Linked DNA regions of Mus musculus: regions 1 and 2 are each linked to region 3. A link is a loop called in an ENCODE intact Hi-C map of the cell type or tissue named here. Cell type or tissue: heart. All regions are shown on one strand.

Region 1 (8,000 bases), 110 kb before region 3:
TACACAGAGAAACCCTGTCTCAAGAAAAAAAGAGAAGAAAGAGAAGAAAGAGAGGAAGGAAGGAAGGAAGGAAGGAAGGAAGGAAGGAAGGAAGGAAGAAAAAGAAAGAAGAGGAGGAAGGGGAGGACAGAGGAAAAGGGGGAGAGAGAGGAGAAAAACAATCCAGCAAGCAACATTCCTTCTTGGTTCCTACCCTGACTTCCTTCAATGATAAACTGCGACCTACAAGTATAAAATAAATGAATCCTTTCCTCCTCTAAGTTGTTTTTTGATCTGTGTTTTAATCACAGCAAGAAGAAAGATAGGAACTGTGTCTGAAAAAAACAATAAAAAAATACAAACAAACCACAAATCACACCATGTGATCAAGTATTTGTGGTACCTGATCAATTTTCTAACACTAAAATGGAATTTTTTTGTTGTTGTTTGTTTTCTAGACAGGATTTCTCTGTGTAGCCCTGGCTGTCCTGGAACTCACTTTGTAGACCAGGCTGGCCTCGAACTCAGAAATCCACCTGCCTCTGCCTCCCAAGTGCTGGGATTAAAGGCATGTGCCACCACTGCCTGGCTAAAATGGATTTTTAATGGTGAACAAAAAGTATTTTAACTTCATTTGAGAACTGATACGTTTTTTTTAAACAAGTTATTCATTTTGATGTGCATTGGTGTTTTGCTGAATTATATAGTATTTCTTACATTTTTTTTTTTGTCTGTGTGAGGATGCCAGATCCTCTAGAAACAAGTTATAGACAGTTGTGAGCTACCATGTGAGTGCTGGAAATTGAACCCAGGTCCTCTGGAAAAATGGTCAGTGCTCTTAATCGCTGAGCCACCTCTCCAGTTGCTAAACTGATATGCTTTTAAACAAAATAAAAGGTGTGCTATAATTCACCCTTTAAGATGATCAACTGTCTTTTTTACGATGAATTTAGCACAGGCACCAATGAGGATGCACTTGCTATTTCTATGTTCAAAAAAAAAAAAGTCAATTATTTTAAAACTAAAATATCCATCCAGGTACAACAAAATTGTCTAGATTATATACAAAAAAAATATACTGTAATGTTGCTCTGTACCTCATTCTTCAAACTTATGCATTTATCCAGCAACAATTTTTTTCTCACTGGCAACTTTATGAGTTACATGTACTTAGATCTGCACAGCTTTTGGATTTGAGTATCCTTGTTGTATACAGTTGCATGGAGTCCAGGCAATCTATTTCCTAATGAGAGATGGTCAAGAAAGACGGTCTGTCTCTGTCTGTCTGTCTGTCTGTCTGTCTCTCTCAGGGTATCAAGATACACTGAGGTGGATTACACATAGAATTCCAGCAGGACAAGAAATTAGTTTGAGCTTTCCTTACAATACCTAAAGACATAAAGATTCTTAAGATTTCTTATAAGAGCCATTTAACATAATAAACTATGTGTTGATGTTATCAGTGAACTGGGGACAGATATCAAAGCATAAAGAAACTATACCACATCTTTTGACAACAAAGAATTATATATTCTTTCTTACATTTTTTCCTATCACAGTAATACCAGTGCATGTTATATGAGCCAAAGATTCATTTTGTCACAATAGCACTGTTTGTATACTTCTGTACCTCAAACAAGCAAAACAGAATAAAAGCCTACAAAATAAATCCAATTATACAGATTTACGGTCTGACAAGATCATATCCATGAGAGCTGGAAATGTTCTATGTCAGCTTCTGTGGAGGACCAAAGTGGCTGACAAAGGACTGATGGAGTCAGGCCATGTCCAGGGGCACCTACCTATAATCCTAGCACCAAGACTGAAGCAAGAGAACTGCTGTAAAGTCTAGGCCAGCCTGAGCAACATTTACACACAAACACACACACACTCACACCCTTCAAGACTGTCTCAAAAAACAATCAAACAAAAAAACACCACTATGAAAGAGGAAGGCTGGAGGGAGGCCCAGCTATTAAAGGCCAGGCTTACAATCAAAGATCTAAGAAGGGAGGAGGGAAGATAAGTTAATCATTCATGGAAAAATAACAACAGCCACATGAAAGGTCCTGAAACTTAGTATCAGAATGACTTAGTTCCTAAAAGGACTTCACACTCATTCGAGGTTTATAGTCGAGCTAGGCACTGAGGTGGACACCTGCAAGCCCAGGACTTGGAAGGCTGAGGCAGGTGTATCTCTCTGAGTTTGGGCCACCTTGGTCCACAAAGTGAGTTCCAGAACTATATCGTAAAACCTCATCTCCAATAATAATAAAGTTCCTTCAGACATATACTGAAAAAAATTATACTGATACAAACAGCCTATACTGGTGTTGAAATAAGGTGGTAAAAAATCTAAATGAAGCAGATCATAGTGGCACATGCCTGTAATCCACCAACTAGAAAAAGAGGCAAAAAGAATACCCCCAAAGAAGGCTGGAGAGGTGGCTCACAACCACCGGTAATGAGATCTGATGCCCTCTTCTGGTGTATCTGAAGACAGCTACAGTGTACTTAGATATAATAATAAATAAATTTAAAAAAAAAAGAAGACCCCCCCCAAAGACATCATGTGCTACACAGTGAACTCAAGGCCAGTCTGGACCATAATCCTAGTCTAAATTAAATAAATAAGTAAATAAATAAATACCAACTGTTAACTATTCACCCACCCCTCAGAGAGTTCCTCTATGTCACCCAGGCTATGCTGGAACTCACTCTACAGACCAGGCTGGCCTCAAACTCACAGATTCTTCTGCCTCCTGAGTGCTGGGATTAAAGGTGGGCACCACCACCATCTAGCATTTTCTATTTTTTTTTTTAAAAGAACTGAACAGGATTCAAGCACTTTTTATGTTTCCACTTCCAAGCAAGAAAAGGTTATTCTGACTCAGTTTAAGTTTGAGATCTCCGACATGAGAATCCAGTCCAGTCCAGCTGCTGATGGTGGGCTCTGTCGCCACACTGCTTTGTGTTCAGAACCTGCTTCACTGGGTCCTTCCCAGGATCCTTCTACGCCTACTCCCTCCTCTGCAAATTCAGAGTAAAGACAGTGTTCAGAAGGGGAAAATATTATTAGCTATACTACCAAGTTCTCCTGTGGATTAAATTACTTAATACAAGTTTAAAACGTTTAACAATGGGTTGGAGAGATGGCTCAGCAGTTATAAAGTACAGTTTCCAGTACCCACATAGTGGCTCACAACAGCCAATACCTTTTTCTGACATCCTTGGCCACAAAGTACATGTATGTCACACATACATTCAAACAGGTAAAACAATCATACACATTAAAAATAAATCCAAGCCGGGCGTGGTGGCGCACGCCTTTAATCCCAGCACTCCAGAGGCAGAGGCAGGCAGATTTCTGAGTTTGAGGCCAGCCTGGTCTACAGAGTGAGTTCCAAGACAGCCAGGGCTACACAGAGAAACCCTGTCCCAAAAAACCAAAATAAATAAATCCAAAGTAACCATAAGCATCTATACTTATAACACACCTTTAAAAGTATACAAGTAACAACAGGAGCTGTACTGGGCTCAAGAGTAATATTTGGGGCTAGAACTGTAGCATAGTTGGTGAGGTGCTTGCTAGCGTGCAGGAAGCTGGGTTTGATTCCCAGCACCACATAAATATAACAAGAGGACACAAGTCATAGCACTTGGGAAGTTGAGACTGAGGGATCACAAGTTCAAAGTCATTCTAGGCTACGCAACAAAAGTTCAAGGTCAACCTGGGATACATTAGATGCCATCTCAAAATAAGTGATAGGGCCTGCAAGATGGCTGAATGGATAGAGGGGCCTGCTACATGAGCCTAACAACCTGGCTTGGATTCACTGAACCAATTAGACAGTGAAGGGTAGAACCAACTCCAAAAGTTGTCCTGACCTACACACTGGTGCTCTGGCATGTGCACCAACACAAACACACCATGCACTCACACACTATAAAAATTTTTAGAAATCCATAAAAAGCGTGACATAATAGAGAACTGGTCAACACCAGAGATGAAAGACTAAGTAGAGGACTGCACAGGTCTAAGCAGCATCTACTTGGTAAGATGAAAACAACAGATGCAAAGAACATGAAAGATCTAGAAACACGTCCACCTTCATGGTCAAATTCTGTCACTCAGACCAGGCATAAAAAGTTAAGCAGCTCTCCATAGTTGTCCATTACCAGAGGTCCATTAACCATGATGACAAGAAAAATGTCAAAAATGGTTGCATGCACTTCAAACCAAATAACATTAATTCCCACTCTGTAACTCTAGAGGGCACCAGAAATATGCCCTCCTTCCCAACACCCCTCCTCCCCACCGGTAACGTGAGCAGCTGCAGAAGCCCGTCGTCTGGTTGCTGAGGTTGGTATTGCAGCAGCAGAAGCGATGTCTGCAGCGGTGCAAACAGCAGCGCCCACTCCCAGCTGCCTCACCAGGCATCACTGGAGTTTCTCCCCGACAGCAGCTGCCACCCAAGAGAAGGCTCCTCCCCTTAAGAACAACCAGGAGGGCCAAATCCTATAGCTGAACCCCTATAATCCAACCACGTCCTCTGTTAATAAGCAAATTAGAAGAAAAGGACTCACAATGGTGTTTTCCTCACTTTCTGCCAAAGATGCACCAGATAGGGTTGAACGAAATTTCTGGTCCTGGGATAAAAGAGAAAAAAAAAAAGGGGGGGGGGAGAGAAATGGATGAACACCCAATCTGGTAGGAGCACCAAGCCGATTTCACCAGGAGGAGGCAGAGAAGGGACTAAGGGGTCAAGGAGGTTTGGCCCTTCTATTATTACCCCAAAGCCCACGCAAAACAGCCTACTACTTACTACCCAAGTGGAGTGAAATATTTTATTTGGAGCCAAAGCCCATGTGTAAGCCTCAATCTGCAGGGAAAGGGACCTGAGGGCACCAAGCCTGCTATGGGGTAGGGAGGGGGAAGGGCAAACATTGCCCCGACGCCAGCAAGGGACTTGCACTCCCTCGCAAGTATTACCACCACGGTTATTCCAGTCAAACTCAGCACCAATTTACAGGTAAAAACCAGTTTATGTCAACGATGGGCTGATATTGCCCATATTTGCCCCAAGCAGTTGCCCTGGGCCCGAGGTTTGCCCCCCCTGCAGTCCGAGACCGGCAGCGCTGCCTCCCCGTCCGCCATTAGAGACCCAGCCAAACAATACGTGAGGAGCAAGAGCCGCGCAGCACAGCGCCGGGGAGGAGACCAGCGACGAAGAGGACGCCGCAAGACTCAAAAGGCACCCCTTGCCATCGAAAACTTGGGGTCTCGGTTGGACAGACAGGGTGGGAGTGCAGCCCCCAGGCGGGAGGGCCAAAGGGCCCCTCCCCGGCCCGCCCGGCCGCCCGCAGCACAGAAAGGAAAACACCCCACGACCTCCGGCCGCTGCCGCCCGCACCTCGAGGCCCCCGCGCCCCCCGCCCCCGGCGACCGCCTCACCCAGCCAGCCCTGCCGCGCCCGCGCTCCCTCACCCCTCGGGCCGCACGCGAAGCCGCCCTGGACATCAGCGCGGCCCCCAGCGCACCCTCAGGCCCCGACGCAGCAGCCGCGACACCGGCCGCCGCGGGCTGTTAAGCCCGGCTCGGTGGGAGGCTCCCGACGCTGCCCTCACCCATCTCCGCCTCCCCAGTCGCCCCCGCCTCCGCCTCCTCCTCCCGAGGCTGCGCTGCTCCCAGCCACCCCCACTCTCCGCGGCCCTCGACAGGAAAGACGGCGGGGAGAAGCCTCACCGGGTTCTGGCTGCAGCTCCGCGGAACGAACCTCCCCTCCCCCGGCCCACCCCCCTTCGGCGACACGCACAACTCCGCTCGGTCCAGTCCCGGCTTTAGCGCTGGTGAGGAGGAGGCAGAGGAGGCGGTGGCACGGCGGGGCCCGGAGAGGCCCCGCCCTCCGCACGCTCATTGGCTGATGGCGTGGGCGGCACGGAATGCCTCGGGCAGGCTCCATTGGCCCAGTCGGCCTTCTTTCAGGACCCTCCTCGGTGAGGTAGTCACGGCGGCTGTCCGTCAGACCTGGGCCACGCCCTCGGGCCTACCGGCCCCCCCCCCCCCGCGGGCTGGGCCGGCCCTCCCTCCCTCCCTCTTTCCCTCCCTCCCTCCCTCCGTGCCCCCGCCCCGCCCCCACTCGCGGGGTCCGCCCGGGTCAGGAGCCCGAGTGGCGCTGCCCGCAGTTCGGCTCGCGCTTCGGCCCTGGGGGCGGGCGGTCTTCGTCGAGGCTTCCCGTGGGCCCGGGATCGGGACACTGGGTCTCGGCCTCCAGACGGTCGCCGCGGCCCTTTGCGACTCTGCTCGAGGAGAAACGCGGCCTCGATGTCCCGGTGTCCTCCCTGTCCAGGCCCCCAAGACCCGGGCGACTGGCGAGCCCGGCAGTGCCTGCGGCGGACCGAGGGGGCGAGCCCGGCTGCGGCCGCAAGGGGACTGGTGCGCTGGCGGCCGTGCAGGCGCTTCCACCTTGCCTGGCCCGTGGGAAGGGTGTCCCACCTCCGCCATGGCTGCGGCGGGAGGAGACGTCGGCCTCCATTTTGTGGGATCTGTTGGGAGAACTTGGGGCCCATCAGAACCGAACCCGTGGGGACGAGAAACTTGGCCCGGAACGAGTCCGATCGCGCTCTACCATAGGCCTTGTCCTCGGCCGCCAAGAGTTTGCGCGCCGAGATTGCGGCGGGGCCACACGACAGTGGTGACCCCAGACTGCCGCCGGGCAAGATGGAGCCCCGGGCTCCCTTAGCGGGCTCGCGCCCCTGGGACCTGGGCTGTCTGGCCTCGGCCGTCGGTGCCTGGCCGAGCACGCGCTCTCCGGCCTGCCCAGCGCCTGTCCTCCACGTTGGCGGGGCCTCGGGCCATCGCGTGCCCTTCGCTTCAGTCCTGGCTCCGTGGGCAGTGACCCTCTCATAGGAGTCCCACCGGGCGCATTCGGAGCGGAGCCGCTGGAGGGCGGCACGAGGGTCTTTTGTTCCTCGTCTACACCCACGTCTTTGGCAGAAGACTTGGTGCTGGATTTCCAGGACTCCCTGTAACCTAAGAAATGCACCTCGCCCTGGTGGTTGTTAGCGGGATTACAACTGATGTTGGTTACTTCCTCAACCAAATGGATGGATTCAATTAGATCTCTGAATTTCCGAATTGACAATACCGCCTATTAATGAGTCATATGGCGTTACATTGTAAAGCTCTCCAAGATGATAATGAACATGAAATTTTTAATGAAGTGAATTATTGATTAAGGTCTCAGGCTAATATGTAGACTGCAGTGGATACCATTTACAAAGGACAACCTGGTAGAAACAATCATTTTCAATTTTAAAAAAAAGTGCTTTCACCCTCATTTAAATTCCATACATACATTGCTCTTCTTTACCATTTGAAGACAAAAAAACTACAATAGGGCTGGTGAGATGGCTCAGTGGGTAAGAGCACCTGACTGCTCTTCCGAAGGTCCGGAGTTCAAATCCCAGCAACCACATGGTGGCTCACAACCATCTGTAACAAGATCTGATGCCCTCTTCTGGAGTGTCTGAAGACAGCTACAGTGTACTTACATATAATAAATAAATAAATCTTTAAAAAAAAAAAACTACAATACATATGAATCAGCTTTTCAAAAAGTATTTTTCAGAAAACTTTTGTAAAAAAATTATTTTTTTCAATACACTAAAACATTCTTAAATTTCATATTTCACAATACCATTTGACTTTGACATGTTTGATGTCACTATCACAACAGGAACATCTTAATAAAATTCGCTGACAACACGGAAGTATTATATGAGAATATGACATCTAGGGCCATAGTCTCTTTTAACTTTTTTTTCCATACACTATATTCTCATCACGTTTTCCCCTCCCCCAGTTTCTCGAACCCTCCTCCTCCTCACCTTCCTACCCCGGCTTCTTGTTCCTTCAAAAGATGAAAAAAGTCAAATAGGAAATTCGTAAGACCAAGGGGAAAAAAGAAGCCAAAATGTGCCAGGCATTGGTGGCACACCCCTTTGATCTCAACACTTGG
Region 2 (8,000 bases), 200 kb after region 3:
GAGGGTCCTGAAGTCCAACTGCCTTCCCTGATACACAGCAGGCAGTGTCCAGTTTTCTTTTTTTAAGATTTATTTATTTCATGTGTGTACCTGAGTGTACATAAGTGCCCAGTGTATGTGCTGTGACCATGGAGACCAGAAAATGGGTGTCAGATCCCCTACAGCTGGGGTTACAGGTGGCTGTGAGCCATCTGAAATGGTGCTGGGGACCAATCTCAGCCCTTGACAAGGAAGGTAAGCCCTCTTTGACTGAGCCACCACTCCAGCCTGTCTCCAGGTTTCAAAGACCCAGAAAGAGGCTGCTTCCACACTTCATCTTTCATCCTTCTCCTCCTTTGTGTGTGTGTGTGTGTGTGTGTGCTCTGCCTTACTTTCCCACTACATTTTAAGGGATATTTTCATGTTTATCATATGAGAAATACTCCCAAATGGATATGATATTATGTTTTTATTCATCTAGTTTTATTTATAGTTGTTTTTGTCATCATGAGCAAAATCTTTTTTGTCTTCCTTGTTGTTTTTTTTTTTAATTTTTTTATTTTTCATTTCTCATTCTCTACCCCAGGCTGGCCTTGAACTCATGAGATTGCATACCTTCCCGAGTGCTGGGATTACAGGTGTGAACTACTACGCTCAGCTTTTCTTTCTTTCTCCACACGTTCCTCCACTGTTAGACGTTCTTAGTGTTTTTACTGTTTTATTGTCTAGAAAGTTCACTTGTAACAGAAAATCCCCCAGATCTAGAGAAAGAAAACAGACAGCCAAGTACAAGAGGCACTTAGAATTACAGACAGACAAGGCTGCTGAGGGTACTTTCCGTGACGTGGGCTAGGTAAGAGGTCAAAAGGGCACGGGAAGAATGGAATGGAATGTCAGGGAGAGGACCAACTGGCCTACAGAGACATGGAGTGACGTCGCCTCGGGCCCTCATCATCCAGTAAAAGCCTGGAAAGGACAGATTGCACAGTAATTGCTGAAAGTACATAACTAACCAGGATTATTGTATCCAGCAAGTATGCTTTAAATTTGATTGTGAAATAAGGGCACTTTAAGAAAAGCACAACACAAGGCAGTCCATGGCCAGTAAGCCAGCGCTGTGTGATACTGTCTTCTGGTGTGCAGGCAGACGTACATGCAGACAAAGTACCCATATACATAAATATTTTTTTAAAATATGTTTAATAAAAGAAAAAGAAGAAGTCAGTGCAATCTGAAGTTTAAACACCTAACGACTTACCCCCAACTTCTTAGAAAAGCAAGAAAAATCTGAAAGCAAAAACAGTAGTGGAGCAGAAGTGAATGAAATGGAGGTAAAGGAGCAAGACATGGGAACAGCCAACCAAAAAGCTGGTTCTCGGACAAGATAAGCAAGACTGACAAAGGCCTAGTCAAGACGACCAAGGTGAAGAGAGAGGGGCTGAGGTGTCACTCTGTTTGCAGAGTGCTTAGCAGAGTGCTGGGCTTGCCCCTCAGTGTCAGCTAAAACTGGTCATGGTGGCGCATGTCTACGGTGGAGGTAGAGGGGTCAGATGGTCAGGGTTATCCTCAGCTATATAGTAAATCTGAGACCAGCCTGGGTTACATAAGGCCATAGAGAGAGAATGGAGACAGACAGACAGACAGACATAGAGATGTAGGTAGATAGATATGGATAGAAAGCACCAAGTTAAGAAATTGGAGATGGAAACGGGATAGTATAATATCTTGAAATAAAATACAGAGCATCTTAGGCAATACTTTAACTTGTATTACAACAAAACAAAACAGTCCCTAGAAAATCTGGAAGAAATGAATACATTCCGAGATCTACTTAACTGACCAGAATTAAATCAAGAAGACATAAACAATGTAAGCAGATGCAATAGGCAGTTAAGTTGAAATAGTAATAAAATGTGCCCACTAAGTCTCACACAGTATGGGATGGTTCACAGCCATATTCTCCCATATTCTCCCATGCTGTTAAGAGGAAGGCGACACCAGCACTTCTCAGAATGCTCTACAAAGTAGAAAGGGAAGGGACACTACCACACTTATCCTACAAAGCCACAGCACAGCAAACCAGAGAGGACACAACAGCCCAAATTCTCCAACAACCACTAAATTTCTAAAGAATATTGTAAATCCATTTCAAGAACACTGTGATAAAGTTAGTTTCATCTCAGGAATGTAAGATTGGCTCAACACATCCACACCTATGAATATAGTACAAGGGCTGAAGAGATGTAATGACAAAAATCACATGACCACATCTGTAGACACATTAAAGGCCTTTGGCAAAGTCCAACATCCTTCATGACAAAGCCCCTGCAGAACTAGAGACAGAAGAAATGCATACCTCAATGTTTTAAGAGCTAAATACGGCAAGCCTGTAGCCAACATCACACTACATGGGGAATTTCCTCTAAAGTTAGAAAGGAGACAAGGGTGGCCATTCTCCACTCTTTTGAATATGGTGCTAGAAGTCTTACTGGACTAGTAAGAGAGAAAATAAGAGAAACAGACATGGGAAAGGGAACGGCCAACTCACCCCTATTTCTGCATGACACGATGCAATCCTCAAAAGATCCTAAAGACCCCACCAGACACTATGTGTTGCTGGGTTTTAGTGAATTTGTTTGGTTTGCTTTACATTTTTTTTAGCCTTGGCTAGCCTAGAACTTGCTATGTAGACCAGGTTGGGCTCGATCTCAGAGTTCTTTCTCACCCGAGTCTTAGGCTTGAAGGTGTGTACCACTACACCTCACCGGCCTGGTATAATGTTGAGATCCAATCTGTACCTGCTGGCCTAGAGCTCACTGTGAAGCTCAGGTCTCAAACTCATGGTGATCCTCCTGTTGTAGCCTCCAGAGTGTTAGGATTACTGGGGTGTGCCCCCATGACTGGCTTCTACCAGAAAATCCTTAGACTTGAAAAACACTTTTAGAAAAGTAGCAGAAAAAAACCAACAAACAAAACATAGGCATCCTTTCACTGAACCAAATACAAACGTGTCAAAAAGACCTGAAGGGAAAAAAGTCATTTCCAATAGCTTTTAAATATCAAACTCGAGCCTGGTGGTGGTGGTGGTGGTGGTGGTGGTGGTGCACGCCTTTGGTTCCAGCACTCAGGAGGCAGAGGCAAGCTGATCTCTGAGCTTGAGGCCAGCCTGGTCTATAGAAAAAGTTCTTGAGCAGCCAGGACTATACAGAGAAGCCCTGTCTCGAAAAAACAAAACAAAACAAAAAACTGCACAGTGGAGAGAGAAGGCTGCCTCGCTAGGGAGTGAACACCCACGTTTCTTCCTTTCAGCGTGTCGTAGGGGAGCCCATCACAAGCCGTCTTCCTATTGGCTGCCCTGAGACAGATCCCAGCTTTGATCCTGTTGTTACTCTTCCTTACCTCATCTCACTGCTTACAGTCAAACATGAAAGTCAGGGCATGAACCCCTGACAGGAACGTGGAAGCCGGTGGTTCTCAATCTTGACCCCTTTGACAGTGGGTTTAAGACTATAGGAAACACAGATATTTTTACTTACTATTCATAACAGTAGCACAATTTAAGGAACTGACTGGATTAAAGGCTGTGATTGGCATGTAAAGTGAGTAGATTAATTAGTGGTCAAGGAAGAACGCAGTTTACTGGCTTGCTTTCTGTTTCTGCTCACCTCATACAATCCAGGACCACCTGCCCAGAAGCGGTGCCTACAGTGGGCTAAGCTCTCTTCCTTCAGTTAGCAATCAAGAAAATGCTCTGCAGACACACCCCAGAGGTCAATTTGACGGAGGCGATTTCTCAATTGAGGTTCATTTTTTTCCAGGTGCGTCAATTTAACAACCAAGAATAGCCATAGCACCGGAAGTACCTTTAGTAGGACAGAGGCATAAATCCAACCTAAGGACAAATCTACGTGGGGCGGATTTCCTGGCCTTCCCCTTTTTCATTAACATAAATTGTAACTGCCATAGGTAAGGCCTAGACAGACTAAGAATTTCTCTATTCCCAGTCTTGGCTAAAACTGCAAATTAACTCACCCCATCTTTTTTACTTATTTTTTGTCTTAATAGGACCCGGAGCTTAGTCAGATTCGGCTAAATTTCAACTCCAGACCTCAATGAGTTATTTTCTTCTACCAAAAGTTTCCTCAACTTTCAGAAAGTAAAGAAATGTTGCGTTCTGTTGCAGTTATTTTCCCAAAACAGCAGTGGGTCTGATGGCGCAGTCAACATTGACCTCCCCTCCCCTGGCACTCCCCTCCTAGGGCCGCTGACCCTGAGCCAGGCCTCAGAAGGTCAAGACCACCAGAGACTACCGGGGACCCTCGGGCTGTCAGACAGCCTCCTGGGGTACCCACGCACCTGCTCGGAGATCCCGCCTGGCCCTTCCTGGTGTCGGATGGTCCCCTCCTCCGTGCTCCGCAGCCAGCGTTCCAGCCTTGGTGCTTCCGCTCCAGGCGCAGCCGGGTTAGGTGGGGCGCGGCGGGGCGGGACCGTGGCTGCGGCTCCTGAACACCGGACCTACGCCCCTTAGAGGGATGTCCTGCGACTGTCCAGCTGGGGAGAAGGCGTGGCCTCAGCTTTCCAGATCAGCCTAGCGTTCAGGACTTTCACTTTCTTTTTCAGAGTGTAAATTGCCAGTAGGAGTAAACCCAAAATTCGAATCTGGGAGACTTGATGGATGGGGACTTTTGACAGAGAAATGATTACGGATTGGGGTTAAATAGGGTGCTGGAATCCCAGGGCAGGTAAGAAACAAATTTCCCAAAGGGGCATCAGAGAGAATTTAGGACTGAAGAGCTAGGTCATTGGTAGAAAGCTTGGCTAACATTTGTGGGCCCCTGGGTTCGATTTTCAGCAGCAACAGTGGAAGAAAATGAGAACTTCTGAGTTTGAAGCGCACAATAGCATCCATCACTAATTGGAGACGCTCAAACGATGGGTCTAGGGCTAGACAGCTCAGCTGGTTATTTGCTTCACATGTGTGGGCCCTGGGCGCTAGAATCAGAAATGTACTGAGTAGGGACTGATTTAGAAATAATTCCATTAATAATTTCAGAATATGATGAATGAAACGAGACTATAAGGTCTAGACTAGAGAATTGAATGTAAAAGGTGAATTTTGGTGACATGATTTATTGGGTGCTGTCCTCAGGTGCCAAATGATCTGGAACTTATTATGTGTACTAGGCTAGGTAGCCAGTGAGCACTAAGGATCTACCAGTCTCTTCCTCCCAGCACTGGGGTTACAAGCACATACCATTATGTGTGGCTTTATATGTATATTATATGGCTTTATATATAGTATATATAATATACTATATTTGTTTGCATGCATACACATATGTGTGCTTATGATTTCTCTTCTTCTTTGACATGACTGGGTATAGGACTCATGTCATCAGGCTTGTAGGGCAAATACTTTACCCACTGAGCCACCTAGCCAGCTTCCAGCTTTTTCCTTTTTAAAATGGTGGGGGGGTGTGTTACACTCCGGTCTTTATGCTTACCAGGCAAGCACTCTAGGGACTGAGCCACCTCCCCCTCCCTAGAAACGTCTTTACTGGACTGAGGATATGCTTCAGCAGGTTAAAGTGCTGTGTGAAGCCCTGGGTTCAGTCCCTAATACTGTATTAAAAACAGGGTTGGTGGTATATGTGTGTAGTCCCTACAGACTGGAGGTACAGACAGGAGGATCAGAAGTCAAAGATCTTTAGTGAGTTCTTAAAAAGCAAAGCAGAAAAGGAGACATTTTTACTGTACTACTAGTTTCTTGTCTTATTGCTCTGATAGAAGCAGCTTTTGGAAGGAGAGGGTGTGCTGGCTTACAGTCCTAGGGTGTACAGTCTTTCATGGCAGGGAAGGTCTGACTGCAGGAGCAGGAGGTGTCTGATCGCATCTTGCCCACAGTCAGAGGGTAATAAGTGAAATGATGAGTATTGTCTGCTTTCCCTTTAATTCCATTCAGGTCCTTAGCCCATGGGATGATGCCACTCATGGTTTTGGCACAGCTTATCAATGGGGGTGGGGGTGGGGTCACACAGTCAACAGTTGAATAATGTGCTGTGTGCTACTTATTTTAATTTTATTCTCCCCCCGCCCCAGGATAGAATTTCTCTGTATCACAGTCCTGGGTGTCTTGGAACTCACTCTGTAAACCAGAGTGGCCTCAACTCACAGAGATCTTTCTGCCTTTTTGAGACAGGGCCTTTCTATATAGTCCAGGCTGCTCTTCAGCTCTAAGTAGCTAGTTCAAGGCTCTTCCTCTGCCCAAGTGATTGGATCATTATACTCTACTTTTAAAATATAGGTATGTAGGTTCCAGGTGATAACTTCCATATTAAATCTTTTTTAAAGATTTATTTATTATTATATGTAAGTACACTGTAGCTGTCTTCAGACACCCCAGAAGAGGGCATCAGATCTCATTACAGATGGTTGTTGCTGGTATTTGAACTCAGGACCTTCAGAAGGGCAGTCAGTGCTCTTAACCGCTGAGCCATCTCTCCAGCCCTTTATTAAAATCTTAATAGCTACTTTAAACTTGAATGTGGAGACATGCTTTGTGGCACATACTTTGGGAAGTGAAGGCAAGAAAACTAGGAGAGAGAGAGAGAGAAAGGGAGAGAGAGAGAGAGAGAGAGAGAGAGAGAGAGAGAGAAAGGATGAGTGTGATAAAATTTGTTTATTCAGACAACAAGCAATGTGGCATAACATACTATACCAAATAAAATGTAGGCAGAAATAGTAGAGAATATTGTGATTATTGTCAAAGACACACATTTTAAGAAAATGATTTTTGGGCATGGTTTCAGGCCAAAAGAAGACCATTTGAACCCTCATTCAGCATCTTAAGTTATTAATTTACTGACTAATCAGCTTAGGGCAGTGGATGGAACTCAGCCTCTGGTACAGCAGGCAAGGTCTTTGCTACCCACTGAGCTCCATTCTCTTGTCAACATTTTAGGTGTGTGATCTTGGTAGTTTTGAACTTTGGCTTTTTCATCTATGATGTAACCTAACAAAACAAAGCAAAACAAAAACTTTTCCCGTCTCCATGTTTGAGGTGTCTGTACAAAATTTTAATTATCTTTAATAATATTGATTTATTTGAACTAATTAGTATAAAGGGCAATTCTTCTTGATGACCTTTTTATATAGAATCTCATGTTAACATACTGGCCTCTAACTTACTCTATATTGGAGGGTGACCTTGAATTTCTGATTCACCTTCCCCACCTGAGAGACTGGTCACCAATTTTGGATTATACAGTGCTGAGGATAGAACATACTAGGCAAGCATTTGATCAACCGGAGAAGAGAAAATGGGATGGCCTAGTGGTTATGGGCATTTGCTGTTCTCTCTCCCAAGATTGGGTTCAGTTTCCAGCTCCTACATGGTAGCTCACAAACATCTGTAGCTCTAGTTCCATGGGATCATGGGATCAGATGGCCCCTATGACCTCTACAGGCACCAGACACACGTCAGGGCACATACTAACATGAAGGCAAAATATGCTTGCACATAAAGTAAAAATAAAATAGTAAAATTATATATTTAAAAAACAGATGTTAGTTTACAATATTGTTCAAACCTAGTCTAAAAACTGTGGTAGCTTGAAGTGTTGTAGCATCCTAGATTAAAGGGTCATGTCTGTATTTTGGAACCCCTCTGGTGGCAAAACAAATAAACAGTGAAATCTGCGCTCAACATTCCATATATAATTTTAATATCTGCACTTTCAATATTCCATATAATTTAAACACTGAATGCACACACTTTGTGCAGCCATCGACTAGCCACATAATAGATGATTATTTCCGGAGTAAATTTTTCCACGGTTATCTTCACTTATTCGTCCTACCAATGTCACTTTTTTGTTTTAAACAGGTCTTTATTAAATCAAACCCATTCAAAGAGAAAAGCGAAGACGACGAAACTCTCCCAAACCTGTCGTCTTTTAGATTCGGTTTGAATCTCTGTGTTCCTGGCACAATGGAGTACGCTCTCTGTTACCGCAGGGGTC
Region 3 (8,000 bases):
CTCTGTAAACCAGGCTGGCTTTGAACTCACAGAAATCTGCCTGTCTCTGCTTCCCAAATACCATGCCTTACAGCCTTTTTCTTTCTTTCTTTCTTTCTTTCTTTCTTTCTTTCTTTCTTTTTTTTTAATTTTTTTATTTTTTTTTATTTTTCAAGACAGGGTTTCTCTGTGTAGCCCTGGCTGTCCTGGAACTCACTTTGTAGACCAGGCTTGCCTCGAACTCAGAAATCCGCCTGCCTCTGCTTCCCAAGTGCTGGGATTAAGCCTTTTTGTTTCTTAATAAACTATCTCTGTTTCTGTTACCTTTAGAATCATGCCTTTAGGGGCTGGAGAGATGGCTCAGCGGTTAAGAGCACTGACTGCTCTTCCAGAGGTCCTGAGCTCAATTCTCAGCAACCACATGGTGGCTCACAACTATCTGTAATGGGATCCAATGCCCTCTGGTGTGTCTGAAAACAGCTACAGTGTACTCATACACATAAAATAAATCTTAAAAAAAAAAAAAAAGAAAGAAAAAGAAAAAAGAAAAAAGAGAGCTGGGTATGGTGGCACAGGCCTTTAATCCCAGTACTTGGGAGGCAGAGGCTGGCGGATTTCTGAGTTCAAGGCCAGCCTAGTCTACAAAGTGAGTTCCAGGACAACCAGGGCTATACAGAGAAACGCTGTCTTGAAAAACCAAAAAAAAAAAAAAAAAAAAAAAAGAAAAGAAAAAAGAAACATGCCTTTAAACCCAGCACTTGCAGAGGCAGTGGCAGAGGCAGGTGGATCTCTGAATTTGAGGCCAGTCTGGTCTGCAGAGGGAGTTCCAGCAAGTGCAGCATCTCTTCAGCTTCTGTAGCTAGGTCTGGTGATACATATTCATGATCCCAGCACTTGAATGAAGGCACAGCATCATAATTTCAAGGCCAGCATCAGCTCTATAGTGAGCCGGCCTAAAGTCTAGGAGATCTGGTCACAAACAAAGCTCCTGGGAAGATTTTTGTAAAAGACTGTGTGAACATTACTTTTATTTGACTTTAACACTTAAGAATAGTTTTCATGCCGGGTGGTGGTGGCGGCGCACGCCTTTAATCCCAGCATTTGGGAGGCTGAGGAAGGCAGATTTCTGAGTTCGAGGTTAGTTTGGTCTACAGAGTGAATTCCAGGACATCCAGGGCCACACAGAGAAACCCTGTCTTGAAAAACAAAAAACAAAACAAGCAGTTACTTTGTAAGTATGAGTGTTTTGCCTGTATGTGTGTGTCATGTGTGTGTCACGTGCCCAAGGCCTGAAGAGGGTATCAGTCAGATCCATACAACTGGGTTGGGAGCAGCCCTGTGGGAGTTGAATGTCAGGTCCTCTGCAAGAACAACTGGTGCCTTAAGAGTTGAGCCATCGCTCTAGCTCCCGAGTTTCATATTGTTAAGAAAAAAAAAAGTCTACTTTCATGAGAAACTGATGAACACCTTGTAGAGTGGTATGTGAGTTTAATTACTTTTTGTGGTCTTTGAAGATACACCTTGTATATGCTGGGATTTGTATGGGAGGGGATTGAGGTGAGAGGTTCAGAATTGCCCACACTTCTTAAACTTTTTCCTACCTGAATCCTTACAGAGTAAGTTTGTGATACTTAAGCCTGGTGTCTGGTCCATAGGAGTTCATGGTCTGTCTGTATTAATTTTATAATCTATTCCAGGAAATTCTACTCTGAAGTTAATAATCCACAACACAGTCAGGGTGGTGTGAACCTTTAAACACAGCTCTTGGGAGGCAGAGGCAGTGGGGCAAAGATAACACAGGCAGGAGGATCTCTGTGAGTTCAAGGCCAGCTTTGTCTAGGTAGAGAGTTCCAGGACTGCCTGGGCTATATAGACTAAACCAAGCAAAATCATGATTGTTTCAGAAACTTGGATTGTGAGGCTGTGGGGCTCAGCACTGGTGTGTGCAAAGCTCGAGTTCATTTCCCAGCACTGAAAAAAACCAACATTGGATTGCTTAATCAGGAAATATGATTTTTAAGAGCTTTATTATTTTTGTTAGTTTTTTTCTGGCTTCCCAAATGCTAGCTAGGATTACAGGTGTAAGCTACCATACCTGTTAAAAGGTGTTTTTAATTGCCTCGAAAATTTGTTTTATTAAGTGCTGTGTATAAATATGCTCATGCCTTTAATCCCAGCACAGGTGGGTGGATCTCTGAGTTCCAGGACAGCTAGGGCTATACAAAGAAACCCTGTCTCAAGAAAAATGAAAGGAAGCATTTTTTCTATTAATATCACTTTGCTGTGTAGCCCAGGCTGACCTTGAACTGCCTATCTTCCTCCCTGTCTACCCAGTGCCGATAACATGCAAGTTTTTCTTTTTCCATTCAATGATAGTTGCCGTAATATTTAAAAGGGCAAATACATTCCCTAAATTATTGTATTTTCACACCGTATTGTACACATATACTTTGTTCCTCATGATATGTTAATTAATATCAGATAATATTAATCTACATATATTTTGAGCAGATAGACCAGACAGCAGACCAGGCCAAGGTGGTTCCACGTGGGAGAGGTTTATTGTGTAGGGATAGGGGGGCGGCGAAGCGGGTAGAAGGGCAGAGAAAAGGAAAAAGAAAGAGGGGTGAGAGAAAGAGAAGGGTGGTGGTAATTCCTTCCCCCCCCCCATTTATACGGAAAATGACGTCACACCAGTGAGGGTGGGAACTGAGCCAAGTGGATTGTGGGATTGAGGGTCGTTGTCCTGGCAACGCAGGTCAAGGGTTATATAGTTAGGCCAGGATGGAGTGTACTGGTACTAACACTTCACTTGTAGTGTCTGACCTAGGTGTCCCAGGGCTGAGTCCGGAGGGTCGAAAGCTAAGGTCAGCCTCGGATATACATGTCCATACTCTTCCAGTTGCATAGAGCAAGAAAACAAAACAACCCCCTCCTCCAATAGTCTGCACTATCTTAGGTTGCGATGTCCCTAGGAGTGGACTCTAAGGCTCGCCACAGTTTGCGCACGCGCCATGCTAGCAAACGGTTCGCGGGTATGGGATTTGCGCAGGCGCGCCGTGGAGGGGCGGGACTCTTGCCCGCGTCTCTTCTTCCAACTGCAGTTTGAAGCAGCGCCATTTTGAGCGTTCGGCCACCGCGGGCGTGATTGCGGGGAGGCTGGGCTTCCCTCCGTTACCTGGCTTTCCTTGCTTCGTTTCCATAGATACATGTGGAGACGTGTGTACCTTGACGTCTAGGCCTCATCCAGCATCCCAAGCGAACTTGCTAAGATGATGTTAAGAGGAAACCTGAAGCAAGTACGTATTGAGAAAAACCCGGCTCGTCTTCGCGCCCTGGAGTCGGCGGCCGGAGAGAGCGAACCGGTGGCCGCGGCGGCCATGGCGCTGACGCTGGCCGGCGAGCAGGCGCCGCCACCCGCACCTTCCGAGGAGCACCCGGACGAGGAATTGGGCTTCACCATCGACATCAAGAGTTTCCTCAAGCCGGGCGAGAAGACGTACACGCAGCGCTGCCGCCTCTTCGTGGGTAACCTGCCCACAGACATCACGGAGGAGGACTTCAAGCGCCTCTTTGAGCGCTACGGAGAGCCCAGCGAGGTCTTCATCAACCGCGACCGAGGCTTCGGCTTCATCCGCCTGGTGAGTCTGCGGCGGGGCGCGAGGAAACAACAACAACAACAAAAAAAAGCTGCGGGGGCTGCGGTTTGGCGTGAGGGCGCCGCAGGGCTTCTGTCCTGCTGGTCGCCGGTCGCCCGGGGCTCACTTCGGGAGCGCGCTGCTATCGCAGGGGGCGGGGTCAAGGAGGACCAGCGGCGTCTGGGTGGACGGTCTTGCGCGACAAATTTTGTTGTCACGGAGGTGAATTGGGGATGAACTTGAGGAATTTCAGCAGCGGATTTGTTCCCTCACCAGAATGATCCACAGCTTCCTTTTGCTTTCAAGGGGATGTGTCGAGTGGTGTAGCTCTGTGGCAGAACCTGGCCCAGCATTAGCATGCTCAAGGCCCGGGGTTTCTTCTGCATCCTAGCAAGTATTCGCCTTCTGTCTCTGCATTGCGTGCTGTCTACGCTAAGCCATCCAGGTCTGCAAACTCCTGAGAGTAATTGGGGCCAAGGGTGGGTGCTACCGTGTATTTGACTTATCCTAGCATTAAAATATTATCCTATACCCTCTTAAATTTAAGTAAAGAAAAAAAATCCAATTAGGTAAAAAAAAAAAATGCCTAGTTTGTCGGCTTGAAGCACTATTCATTCATTCATTCATTCATTTATTTTTGGTTTTTCCAGACAGGGTTTCTCTATATAGCCCTGGCTGTCATGGAACTCTCACTCTGTAAACTAGGCTGGCCTCAGACTCAGATCTGCTTGTCCCAGCCGAGCTCTGACATTAAAGGCGCACCTGCGCTACCACCACCAAGCTTATGCCTGATATGTTAATTGCAAGTCGCATACTTCTTTTTTTTTTTTTTTTTTTTTTTTTGGTTTTTCAAGACAGAGTTTCTCTGTAGCCCTGGCTGTCCTGGAACTCACTTTGTAGACCAGGCTGGCCTCGAACTCAGAAATCCACCTGCCTCTGCCTCCTGGGTGCTGGGATTAAAGGGGTGCGCCACCACCGCCCGGCAGCAGTCGGTGCTCTTAACCTCTGAGCCATCTCCAGCCCAGTGGCACACACTTTTAATCCTAGCTCTGAGGAGGCAGAGGTGGGATGATCTCTTGTGAGTTCCAGGTCAGTTTGGACTGCATAGCAAGTTTCAAGACAGCCAGGACTAAATAGAGAGACTCTGTCTGAAAAGCAGGATGGGGGTATGACGGAAGATGTGTTCCTCTAAATCTGGCACCCAGAGTTTTTTTGTGTAGGAATAAAAAGACCTGTTAATTGGAAACTAGTTAACTTACAGAAATTAATCTTCTTAAGTAATTTTACAGTATAATCTGAATTCTGTGCATAGCAGGTAAATTTATAAATTCTAAGTATTGCTTAAGTCTATGTTTCAATTGGAAATACATATAATTGTATAGTATGTGTGATTATAAATATTGATATACAGTGACTTAATAAGTAGATAGTAGAATGGCTTTAAAACTGATATGAATTTTGCCTGGTTTGTATTTCTAGAGATTTCCCAACTCCCCTTTTTAAGGGAGACAGGGTGGGTGCATAGCCAGCCTTCATAGTGTTGAGATTAGAGTTGTAACCAGTACTCCTCTAGAAGCACTTTTTCTTTTAAAGGTTTATTTATTATATGTAAGTACACTGTAGCTGTCTTCAGGCACCCCAGAAAAGGGCGGAAGATCTCATTCAGGATGGTTGCTGGGATTTGAACTCAGGACCTTTGGCAGAGCAGTCAGTGCTCTTAACAGCTGAACCATCTCTCCAGCCCCTAGAAGTACTTTTAAAAAATGTATTATCTTGCCAGGTGTTAGTGGTGCACGCCCTTAGTCCTAGCACTTGGTCCTAGCAGAGGCAGACAGATTTCCATGAGCTCGTGGCCAGCCCAGTTTACAGAGTGAGTTCCAGGACAGCCAGGTCTATACAGAAACCATGTCTTGAAAAGTTGAAAAAAAATGTATTATCAACTTTAAAATATATGTGTTCATATTTTGCCTGCATGTATGTGTCCACTATGTGTAGTGAGTGGATTTTTGGTTTCTGTAAAAAATACAGAAATATCATAAGAATGTGCTTTTTAAATCCCAGGTGTGGGGTTATGGGGCTGTCTGTAGCAGCTGACTATGATTTGCCTCCTGCTCTAGGAAAGCATAGTTTTGCCAGCTGCAGATAGTTTCTAGGATTGTGTGATATTTGGAATTCTGGGATCGTCTCCGAGGGTATATAAATACTAGAACCCTGTAGGCGGGGATTGTAGGTGTTGGCTGTTCATGGAAGTTGTCTGTGGTTTGTTAGTGGTTGGAAGAAACCAAAGAAGAAAGAAATTAGGTTTAGGAATTTCTCTTTCTTCCTCTCTCTAGTCTTTCTTTCCTATCTAGTGATAGGGTGTGAACCCCGGGAGATAAAGGGTGGGGAAAAAGAAGAACTCACAAACTAGCAAAAGCTACAACCATTTGTGTGCCTGGTGCCCATGGAGGACAGAAGGAAACATTGGATTCTCTTCAGCTAGAATTATAGATTGTGGCAAGCCATTATGTAGGTGTTGGAACCAAATCCAGACCCCCTGAAAGAGCAACAAGTGCTTCTAACTGCTGGGCTATCTTTTTAGCCCCTAGAAATACTTTTTTCCTTTACTTATGTGTGCATGTGCATGACAGCATATGTGTAGAGGTCAGATTCAGTCTGCAGGAGTCAGTTCTCTCCTCCCACTGTGTGGACCCAGGGATAGAGTTTAGGTTGCCAGGCTCCACAGCAAGGCATCTTTTCCTGCTGCTCTGTCTCCATAGTTCATAGAAATTATTTTTATTTGGTAATATTTATTTTTGGAGACGAGGTCTCATTATGTAACCCTGTCTAGCCTACAACATACAGAAATCTGCCTGCCTTTTCCTCCCAAGAATATTGGGACTAAACATGTCATGTCTAGCCTTAATTTGGTAATTTTTAAAAAGATATTCATTTATTTTATGCATATGAATACACCATCATTGTTCTCTTCAGACAGTGTTCTGAAGAGGGCATCAGATCCCATTACAGATGGTTGTGAGCCACCATGTGGTTGCTGGGAATTGAACTCAGGACCTCTGGCAGAGCAGTCAGTGCTCTTAACCGCTGAGCCATCTTTTCAGCCCTATTTTTCTTTTTTTTACATTCATGTAAATGTTTTGGACAAACAATGGTACAAGTATGGAGGTCAGAAGACAACTTGTGGGAGTTGGTTCTGGGGATTGAACCCACGTCATCAGGCTTGGTGGCCTCACCTTTACCTTGTGGGCCATCTTGCTGGCTGATACTGTTATTTTTTAAATTCTTTTTAGATTTATTATTTTAATTTATATGTCTGATGTGTTTTTCTGTGTGTCTGTGCACCACTTGATGCCTGATGACCATGAGGCAGAGTGTTGGACTCCTGGAACTGGAGTTAAGGATGGCCGTGAGCCACCGTGTGTGTGGGTGCTGGGAACTGAACCCAAGATCTCTTCAAGAATAGCAAGTGCTCTTAAGTGTTGAGCCAGCTTTCCAGCCTCCTAATTTATTATTATTTATTATTATTATTGTTATTATTATCATCGAGGCAGGGTCTCAGTATTAACCTTGGTTGTTCTGGAACTAATTATGTAGATCAGGTTGGCCTGGTCACAGAAACTCACCCGTGCTGGAATTAAAGGTATATGCTACTTTATAACTCTTTGAAGTGGTTTTATTCTGTAGCCTGGGCCAGTTTGGAATTCCCAATCCTTCTGCCTATGCTTCCCAAGTTTGCCATCATGCACAGATTGAATAAAGAGGTAGTGTACCCTCGGGGCAGTTTTCATGGGGCAAGCCCTTTTTTTTTTTTTTTGGTGTGGCTCTGGCTGTCCTGGAACTTTTTTTCCCAAAGAATTATTATTGTATATGAGTACAGTGTAACTGTCTTCAGACACATCAGAAGAGGGCATTGCATCCTATTACAGATAGTTGTGAACCACCATGTGGTTGCTGGGAGTTGAACTCAGGACCTCTGGCAGAGTAGTCAGTCAGTGCTGAGCTATCTCTCCAGCTGTCCTGGAACTTGTTCTGTAAACTAGACTAGCTTTGAGTTTGGAGGTCCTCCTGCTTCTGCCTTTAAACCAGTGCTGGGATTAAAGGTGTGTGCTACCACTGCTCAATGTATATAAGCATAAAGAAGCTCTTCATAGTTCTTGGAGCACAATAAATACCATTTCTACTAACTATATCAGTTATTTATTATTATATATACTTATCTTGTACCATAGATGTGAAATCTCTTCAGTAGAAAGGAGTTTCTCTTTGAATTTTTGTTAGATTTATTTATTTGTGTGTGTGGATATGTTTGCATGAGTGTGCATGCACACAGTAGTACACATGTGGAGGTCTAAGAACACCTTTGGGAGTCTGTTCTCTTTTACA

Evidence for each region. Peaks named below come from ENCODE experiments on the same cell type or tissue, not always from the same donor. Only the 100,000 strongest peaks of a DNase experiment are listed, where the experiment ranks them.
Region 1: it touches region 3 in a loop (3-fold over the local background); 2 of 42 quality-filtered maps call a loop at or near these places.
Region 2: it touches region 3 in a loop (2.2-fold over the local background); 5 of 42 quality-filtered maps call a loop at or near these places.

Annotation. Positions count from the first base shown.
Region 1 is chr14:56,884,424-56,892,423 of GRCm38, reverse strand. It overlaps Zmym2 (zinc finger, MYM-type 2), which reads right to left and starts at 5,821. Exons shown (of 25, transcript NM_029498.4): 1 at 5,726-5,821; 2 at 4,567-4,629. In heart, CTCF peaks have their summits at 2,458 (motif pointing left), 4,255 (motif pointing right), 5,080 and 7,014; DNase peaks (open chromatin) are centred at 4,373, 5,283, 6,013 and 6,793; H3K4me3 peaks cover 3,161 bases; H3K27ac peaks cover 2,116 bases.
Region 2 is chr14:56,572,066-56,580,065 of GRCm38, reverse strand. Parp4 (poly (ADP-ribose) polymerase family, member 4) reads right to left here and starts at 4,447. Exons shown (of 35, transcript NM_001145978.2): 1 at 4,336-4,447. It also overlaps a transcript of Cenpj not described here. In heart, no CTCF peak of the experiment used is centred here; a DNase peak (open chromatin) is centred at 4,475; H3K4me3 peaks cover 1,935 bases; H3K27ac peaks cover 1,297 bases.
Region 3 is chr14:56,773,411-56,781,410 of GRCm38, reverse strand. It overlaps Pspc1 (paraspeckle protein 1), which reads left to right and starts at 3,093. Exons shown (of 9, transcript NM_025682.4): 1 at 3,093-3,620. The coding sequence starts at 3,252. In heart, a CTCF peak has its summit at 3,728; DNase peaks (open chromatin) are centred at 3,010 and 3,760; H3K4me3 peaks cover 4,124 bases; H3K27ac peaks cover 2,425 bases.